2 separate regions of the Homo sapiens genome follow, and region 2 is linked to region 1. Evidence: read pairs that join two places in POLR2A ChIA-PET (ENCODE). Cell type or tissue: Panc1. All regions are shown on one strand.

Region 1 (4,000 bases):
CTACGAAAAACTCACAGAACCTTCTCCACTCGGTAGGGAGATCTACGAAAAACTCACAGAACCTTCTCCACTCGGTAGGGAGATCTACGAAAAACTCACAGAACCTTCTCCACTCGGTAGGGAGATCTACGAAAAACTCACAGAACCTTCTCCACTCGGTAGGGAGATCTACGAAAAACTCACAGAACTTTCTGCACTCGGTAGGGAGATCTACGAAAAACTCACAGAACCTTCTCCACTCGGTAGGGAGATCTACGAAAAACTCACAGAACTTTCTGCACTCGGTAGGGAGATCTACGAAAAACTCACAGAAACTTCTCCACTCGGTAGGGAGATCTACGAAAAACTCACAGAACCTTCTCCACTCGGTAGGGAGATCTACGAAAAACTCACAGAACTTTCTGCACTCGGTAGGGAGATCTACAAAAAACTCACAGAACTTTCTCCACTCGGTAAGGAGATCTATGAAAAACTCACAGCTAACACACTCAGTGGGATAAAGACTGGATGCTTTTCCCCTAAGATCAGGAATCAGATAAGAATGTCCATCTGGCCAGGCACAGTGGCTCATGCTTATACTCCCAGCACTTTGGGAGGCCAAAGGGGTCAGACCGCTTGAGCTCAGGAGTTTGAGACCAGCCTGGCCAACATGGCGAAACCTCATCTCCACAGAAAGTTAAAAAATTAGTCAGGTGCGGTGGCTCACTTGAGACCAGGAGTTCTGAGACCAGCCTGGCCAACACGGTGAAACCCCGACTCTACTAAAAATACAAAATTAGTCGGGTGTGGTAGCATGTTCCTGTAATCCCAGCTACTACGGAGGGTGAGGCACGAGAATCGCTAGAACCTGGGAGGCGGAGCTTGCAGTAAGCCAAGATCGTGCCACTGCACTCCAGCCTGGGCGACAGAGCAAGACTCCGTCTCAAAAAAAAAAAAAAAAAGCCCATCCTTGCCTATTCTAGGAAACATTGAGCTGGAGGTTCTGGGCAGGGCAGCTACGCAAAGAAGTAAAAGACATCGGCCGGGCACGGTGGCTCATGCCCATAATCCCAGCACTTTGGGAGGCCAAGGTGGGCGGATCACCTGAGGTCAGGAGTTCAAGACCAGCCTCAACATGGAGAAACCCTGTCTCTACTAAAAATTAAAAAAAAAAAATTAGCTGGGCATGGTGGTGCATGCCTGTAATCCCAGCTACTCGGGAGGCTGAGGCAGGGGAATTGCTTGAACCTGGGAGGCGGAGGTTGCGGTGAGCCAAGATCACACCACTGCACTCCAGCCTGGGCAACAAGAGCAAAACTCAGTCTAAAAAAAAAAAAAAGAAAAGAAATAAAAGACATCTAGATTGGAAAGGAACAGGTAAAACTATCTCTATTTGTAGATGACATAATCTTGAATATAGAATATTCTTAAGAGTCTACCCCAAAACACCACAACTATTAGAGCTAATCAGTTCAGCACGGTTGCAGGACGCAAGATCAGTACACAAAAATGAGCTACATTTCCATACATGAGTAACGAGCAATGCAAAAGTAAAATTAAAACAGTTCCACTTACAAGAGCACACAATGAACAAAATAATTGGAGTAAATGTAATAAAGGAAGTACAAAACTTAAACTCTGAAAACTGTAACACATTGTTGGAAGAAATTAAAGACCTAAATAAATGGAAAGCCATCCCATCTTCAAGGACTGACGGAGTTAATATTGTCAGGATGACACTACTCCCAAAACAGACTTGCAGATTCGATGCAATCCCCATAAAAAATTCCACCTGTTCTTTTCACAGGAATGGAAAGGGTGACCCTCACATTCATTTGGAAACGCAAGAGACCCAGATGATTCAAAACCATCTTGAAAAAGAACAAACTGGGTGAACTCACACTTCCCAATTGCAAATGTCACTTGAGGGATATTCTACTAGATCATGACCAATCCTCGAAACCGTCCAGCTCACCAAAAACAAGGGGCCTGAGAAACTGTCACTGCCGAGAAAGAGGAGCCCAGGCCGCGCGTGGTGGCTCACACCTGGAATCCCCGCACTTTGGGAGGCCAAGGCAGGCAGATCTTTTTTTTTTTTTTTTGAGGCGGAGTCTCGCTCTGTTGCCCAGGCTGGAGTGCAGTGGCGTGATCTCGGCTCACTGCAAGCTCTGCCTCCCGGGTTCAGGCCATTCACTTGCCTCAGCCTCCCGAGCAGCTGGGACTACAGGCGCCCGCGACCACGCCCGGCTAATTTTTTAGTATTTTTCAGTAGAGACGGGGTTTCACCGTGTTAGCCAGGATGGTCTCCATCTCCTGACCTTGTGATCCGCCCACCTCAGCCTCCCAAAGTGCTGGGTTTACAGGCATGAGCCACCGTGCCCTGTCAATGCAGGCGGATCATTTGAGGTCAGGAGTTCAAGACCAGCCTGGCCAACAAGATGAAACTAAAAATACAATAAATTAGTGGCGCATGGTGGCAGGTGCCTGTAATCCCAGCTACTTGGGAGGCTGAGGCAGGAGAATCACTTGAACCCGGGAGGTGGAGGCTACAGTGAGCTGAGATCACACCACTGCACTCCAGCCTGGGTGACAGAGTAAGACGTCGTCTCAAAAAATAAATAGTAAAAGAAAGAGGAGCGCAGGAAGACACATGCAACCTGGATGAACCTCAGAGGCACTGTGCAGGGCGGGAAGAGGCTGCCCACCGCATGATCCTGGGTGAACCTCAGAGGCACTGTGCAGGGCGGGAAGAGGCTGCCCACCGCATGATCCTGGGTGAACCTCAGAGGCACTGTGCAGGGCGGGAAGAGGCTGCCCACCGCATGATCCTGGGTGAACCTCAGAGGCACTGTGCAGGGCGGGAAGAGGCTGCCCACCGCATGATCCTGGGTGAACCTCAGAGGCACTGTGCAGGGCGGGAAGAGGCTGCACACCGCATGATCCTGGGTGAACCTCAGAGGCACTGTGCAGGGCGGGAAGAGGCTGCCCACCGCATGATCCTGGGTGAACCTCAGAGGCACTGTGCAGGGTGGGAAGAGGCTGCCCACCCCACGATTCCATTCTAGAAGAGACAGAAGCGAACCCTCACCAGCTGTCAGGGGTCAGGGCCGGGTATGACTACCAAGGGGTAACACAAAGGAGTTTTAGGGCCAGTGGAATTCTTGTGCGTCCTAATTGTGTTTCTAGAAGTCTACACAAATGCTAAAATTCACAGAATGTACACTGCCTCAGAAAAGTCAATTTTGCCACGATGATAAAAAATCTCATCATGCACTGATGGAGTTTTAAGATTGGGAATAATAAAGTCCTTTGTAAGCTGAAGACAGCCCCAAAAATGTGTGTTTACACTAAGTTAAACAGAACAAAGAGTATTAATAAAGTAGGCATTTGCAGCAGCAACACAGCCTGACCCAGGATTTACAAAGGAGCTGCGTCTCCCACCTGCACCCTGCTCGTCTTGCAGAATGTGGTCAGGATGGGGAAGAAGCACACACAGTCACACTGGTCAACCACAAAACACAAAAACAAAGACCCCGTCCCTCTTGGCGCTGGGGTCCCCTCTGAGGCCCAGATTTGCCCCGGCCATGCAGACGCTGGCCTGCATCGCAGGACCTGACTTGCGGCTCCCTTCACGCCCAGTCCCCACCAGCACTCAGATACGACAGCTGTGGGCAAAGCCACCCTGGCAGCTGCACCACTGGCCCTGCCCTCTTCTGTGCCTGCACCACTGGCCCTGCCCTCCTTAAGTGTGGCCCTGCTAAATGGCCACAGTCAGCGCCCCACCAGCAGATGCTCCTGGAGGCCCCCCGCAGCTCGGCCTACGTTTTGAAGGTCTAGCTTTGCTGCCCCCCATCACTCAAGGGCCGCACAGATGCTCCTGGAGACCCCCCGCAGCTCGGCCTACTTTGTGGGGGTCTAGCCCTGCTTCCTCCCATCACTCGAGGGCTGTGTGGGCAAGGCCTCCTTTGTCACCATGCCTGGGGCCACACTGTCACCTAAGTTCCCAGGTATCCAACCCAGA
Region 2 (4,000 bases), 110 kb after region 1:
GCCGCTCCATGTACTGAGCGGTCACGTCCACGGCCTCCGCCTCCGGCAGCTGCAGGTTCCCCGAAACGTTGCATCGCAGGTCGTTCCAGTCCGAGCGCAGCAGCTCGAAGTCCACGGCGCCCACGCTGAACGTGCGCTGCCAGTCGATGGCGTCCTCACGCCAGCGTCCGAGCGCCGGGCCCGCGGCCTCCTCGCTGTCCTCCGACGCGGCCTCGTCGCCCGGGGCCCCATCGTCCTCCCCTTCCTCCTCCTCTTCGCCCTCCCCGGGCAGCTGCGGCCCGGACACCTGGGACAAGCTCAGGAAGGAGGTCACGGGCCGCGCTTCGGAGGACAAGTTTGAGTCCACTGTGGGCGCCGCAGGTCCCAGCGTGCGCGCCTGGCCCTCCCGGCCCCCTTGGGTGGCCTGCGCCCGGGCTGGGGGCCTCGGCTGTGTGGCCTGGGGGCCGCCGGTCCTGCGGCCGTGGGGCCGGGGTGGGCGTGGGGGCGCCCGCAGCTGCACTCTGGGCAGAGGCCTGGGGTGCAGGAAGACGCCAGGGAAGGGCGGCCAGGGCGCACGCGGCGCTGGGGCCCGGGGGGATGCCCGCTGTCCCGGCCGCACCCTGGTCACGTACACCTTTGGGGGCGGCTGCTCCACTGCAGGGCGCGGGGGCGGAGCTCGGCCCAAGAAGAGCGGCAAAGGGCGGGCGGCCCTGGCGGCCCAGCTCAGGGCCCGGGAGTGCCTGGGGGTCCCCCCGTCCCGGGGGCGGGGAGGGGTCGGCGGGGCGAGGGTGGCTCCGGGCTGGGCGGGGGCTGCTGGGGCGGGGGACTGGGGGCCGCTCCTGGGCGGGGCCGCCTCGGTGGGCTCCAGGCTGTCGAGCAGCTCCCCCTCGTCCTCGTCGTCCAGGAAGTCTGCGGGAAACGCGGGTTAGAAGCTCCCTGCGCAGGTGGGTGCGGGCCAGGGGCGCTGCGGACACTCACCGTCCGGGTTGAGGAAGAGGAAGGCTCGGCGCTGCACCTCGTCTTCTTCATCCTCATCCCCCTCCTCCTTGTCCATCTTCATGTATTTATAGAACCCAAACCTGGGGCGCGGCGGGGCATCAGAGCCGAGTCCCGCCCCGCCCACCCCGCCCCGCATTAGCCCGGCCGCGCGCCCACCTCTCCAGATACAGCGGAGACTCGCGGTAGAAGCACTTGTTGTCCGTCTCCATGTGGGTGAGGCGAGTGTAGTCGTTGGGATAAACGAAGGACAGGTACACCTGGGGGGTGGGGGGGCGCAGGGCTCAGGGCGCGGACCTCCCGGGGCGGCCTCCCAAGGGGCTGGAGAAGGCTCCGCGGAGTCCCGGACGGGAGACGGGGTCTCCAGCCGCACTCACAAATTGCAGGCCCTGGTATCTGGCGATCGGGAAGTCCTTGACCACGTAGGTGGGGGCGTAGGCGCAGGGCTCCAGCACGTTCTCCAGGCTCGAAGATTCCATGCGTGGAGCTGCAGGAGGTGCGGTCACAGGGTGGCTGGGGCAGGCACCCCCGCCCTCGCCCCCGCGCGGGCCCCCTCTCACTGAGGAAAAAGGTATCCCTGGGATCTGGCCGCAGCATGTCTGCGCTGGTCTCCTCCTGCGGCGGACGCCCCCCCACGTGGCTGGCTGGAGACTGGGGGACGTGCGCCACGTGGTCCATCTTCAAGGCTGACTCATCTGGGGGCAGAAGAGTTCCAGGGAGTGCTCAGACCCCCTCCTCCACTCTTCCCACTCACACCCAGAGCCCATCCCGAGGAGCCCCACATCCCCAGAGGCGTCCGCTCGCACCTGTGTACAGGGAGATGTGAGCAGAGCTGATGACCTCGAACTTCAGGCCGGGCAGGAAAGCTCGCCACTGCGGGGCAGAGAGGGTGGGGGTCAGGGACAGGGCGGTGGCTGGGTCCAGGGAAGAAAGGGTCTACCCTGGCTCAGGGCCGGGGGACTAATAGGACCAATCCCTTAAAGGATGCAGGAGAGGAGATGGCAGAGGGGTCCGGGGCGTTCCAAGAAGGGGCAGCAGGGAAGCTGGGGAAGGAAGCCCAGAAAGCTGAGGGACCCTGGGAGCAGGGCCAGACCCCACCATGCTCCCTTCCTCACCTTTCCTCCTCCCTCCCTTCCTCCTCCCTCCCTTCCTCCTCCCTCCCTTCCACCTCCCTCCCTTCCTCCTCCCTCCCTTCCTCCTCCCTCCCTTCCTCCTCCCTCCCTTCCTCCTCCCTCCCTTCCACCTCCCTCCCTTCCTCCTCCCTCCCTTCCACCTCCCTCCCTTCCTCCTCCCTCCCTTCCACCTCCCTCCCTCCCTTCCTCCTCCCTCCCTCCCTTCCTCCTCCCTCCCTTCCTCCTCCCTCCCTTCCTCCTCCCTCCCTCCCTTCCTCCTCCCTCCCTCCCTTCCTCCTCCCTCCCTTCCTCCTCCCTCCCTCCCTTCCTCCTCCCTCCCTCCCTTCCTCCTCCCTCCCTCCCTTCCTCCTCCCTCCCTCCCTTCCTCCTCCCTCCCTTCCTCCTCCCTCCCTTCCTCCTCCCTCCCTTCCTCCTCCCTCCCTTCCTCCTCCCTCCCTTCCTCCTCCCTCCCTTCCTCCTCCCTCCCTTCCTCCTCCCTCCCTTCCCCCTCCCTCCCTTCCCCCTCCCTCCCTCCCTGAGGCCCCCCCGCCCCGCCTCAGGTTAAGATTTCCAACCCCACCCAGTGAGGGTCACTGCTGGCCCCCTAAGGGCCAGGCTGGATGCCCCCCCCACTCTACCCCCACCAAGTTGGGGCTCCAGGGGCTGTCTCAGGCCCTTCTGTTCCCACCTCATCCTGGGGCCTCCACAGACCACCCCAAACCCCTGTCTCCAGTCTGGGCCCTCTGCCCAGCTGAGCTGGGGTGAAACGTGCCCTCCACACACCAGACACAGGCACCATCGTGCTGCCCCCCACACCCACCAGGCTGCAGGCCCTCTGCCTTGCTGTATAACCCCTTCCGCCTTCCCCCGTCCATCCCCACAGCCACCTCCCTGGGTTTGAGGACCAAAGGCCACAGTAAAAATCCTTCCCCCAGGCTCTCTCCGCTTTGTGGCCAGGGGTTTTTTCCTGGAATGCAAATCCAATGGCCTCATTCTCAGGACAAAGGCCTATCTGTCCAGAGTGCTGCTCAGGCCCCGCCTGATCTGGCCACCAGACCCCTCCTAGTCTCGAAGACCCGGTTCCTCTGCTGGGTCTGTTCCTTCGCTGTTCTTGTGGTGTGGAATTCATCCGCCGTACACCCCACCCCAAATTCTCTGCCCCCCACATCTCCCTACTGAAGGTCTCCATCCTCTCAAGACTCTACTCAAAGGTGACTCCTAGTGAAGCCTCACCGAGCCCCCCAGGAGGGCAGAGCAGACCCTCCTGACCTCAGGCCCATGGCCCTGACCATCTGCTTTGTCAACTTTGGGACGGGGACCCCATTGCGGTTGTCCTGCAGGGAGGTGGGGGGAGTGGAGTCTCCAGAAGCCCCCAGGGGAGGAAGGCACTCACGCCCACTTCCACGTGGTCCGAGCCGCGGTCGTCCTGCTTGTGCAGCAACTCAAAGTAGTACCTCCGGGAGGCCATGAGCCTGGGGACACGAGGAGCAAGGGTCGTGCCATGCACAGGACGCTCAAATAGTGGAGGCAGGGAAGGGGGCAGGTGGCTCCCACACCCCTCAGGGCTGGCCCTCAGGAGGATGGCAGCTTGGCCGGGCGGGTGCTCGTGCAGAGTGTGCGCAAGTGTGCACAGGATAAGGAGACAGCGCGTAACCCCCTCCCACGAATACACAAGTGCACGCACATGCACCCCACAGTCACTCACCGCCTGGGCTTGGACACCTGGGAGCTGAACTTGGTGAATTCTCCAGGCGCTGTCCACTCGGAGCCAGTCTGGGGGGTGATAGAGCAGGGGTGGTGGTGGGGGGGGGGGTTCACTCTCTCCCTGGGGACACCAAACCCATCGGGTCCTCATTCCCAAGAGGCTGGTGGGCACAGGTGACTGAGCTGCAGGAGGCCCGGGACGACACCAG

Evidence for each region. Peaks named below come from ENCODE experiments on the same cell type or tissue, not always from the same donor. Only the 100,000 strongest peaks of a DNase experiment are listed, where the experiment ranks them.
Region 2: POLR2A ChIA-PET joins it to region 1 with 8 read pairs; 4 of 35 experiments call an interaction of 5 or more read pairs at or near these places.

The regions. Positions count from the first base shown.
Region 1 is chr11:479,165-483,164 of GRCh38, reverse strand. The region is part of intron 4 of PTDSS2 (phosphatidylserine synthase 2); the gene reads right to left. Among named protein-coding and RNA genes, the nearest start is that of RNH1, 26 kb to the left of the region's middle. In Panc1, no CTCF peak of the experiment used is centred here; no DNase peak of the experiment used is centred here.
Region 2 is chr11:373,309-377,308 of GRCh38, reverse strand. It overlaps B4GALNT4 (beta-1,4-N-acetyl-galactosaminyltransferase 4), which reads right to left. Exons shown (of 20, transcript NM_178537.5): 7 at 3,793-3,860; 8 at 3,481-3,559; 9 at 1,782-1,848; 10 at 1,536-1,670; 11 at 1,353-1,462; 12 at 1,135-1,235; 13 at 958-1,058; 14 at 1-888. Among named protein-coding and RNA genes, the nearest start is that of B4GALNT4, 5.8 kb to the right of the region's middle. In Panc1, no CTCF peak of the experiment used is centred here; no DNase peak of the experiment used is centred here; H3K27ac peaks cover 755 bases.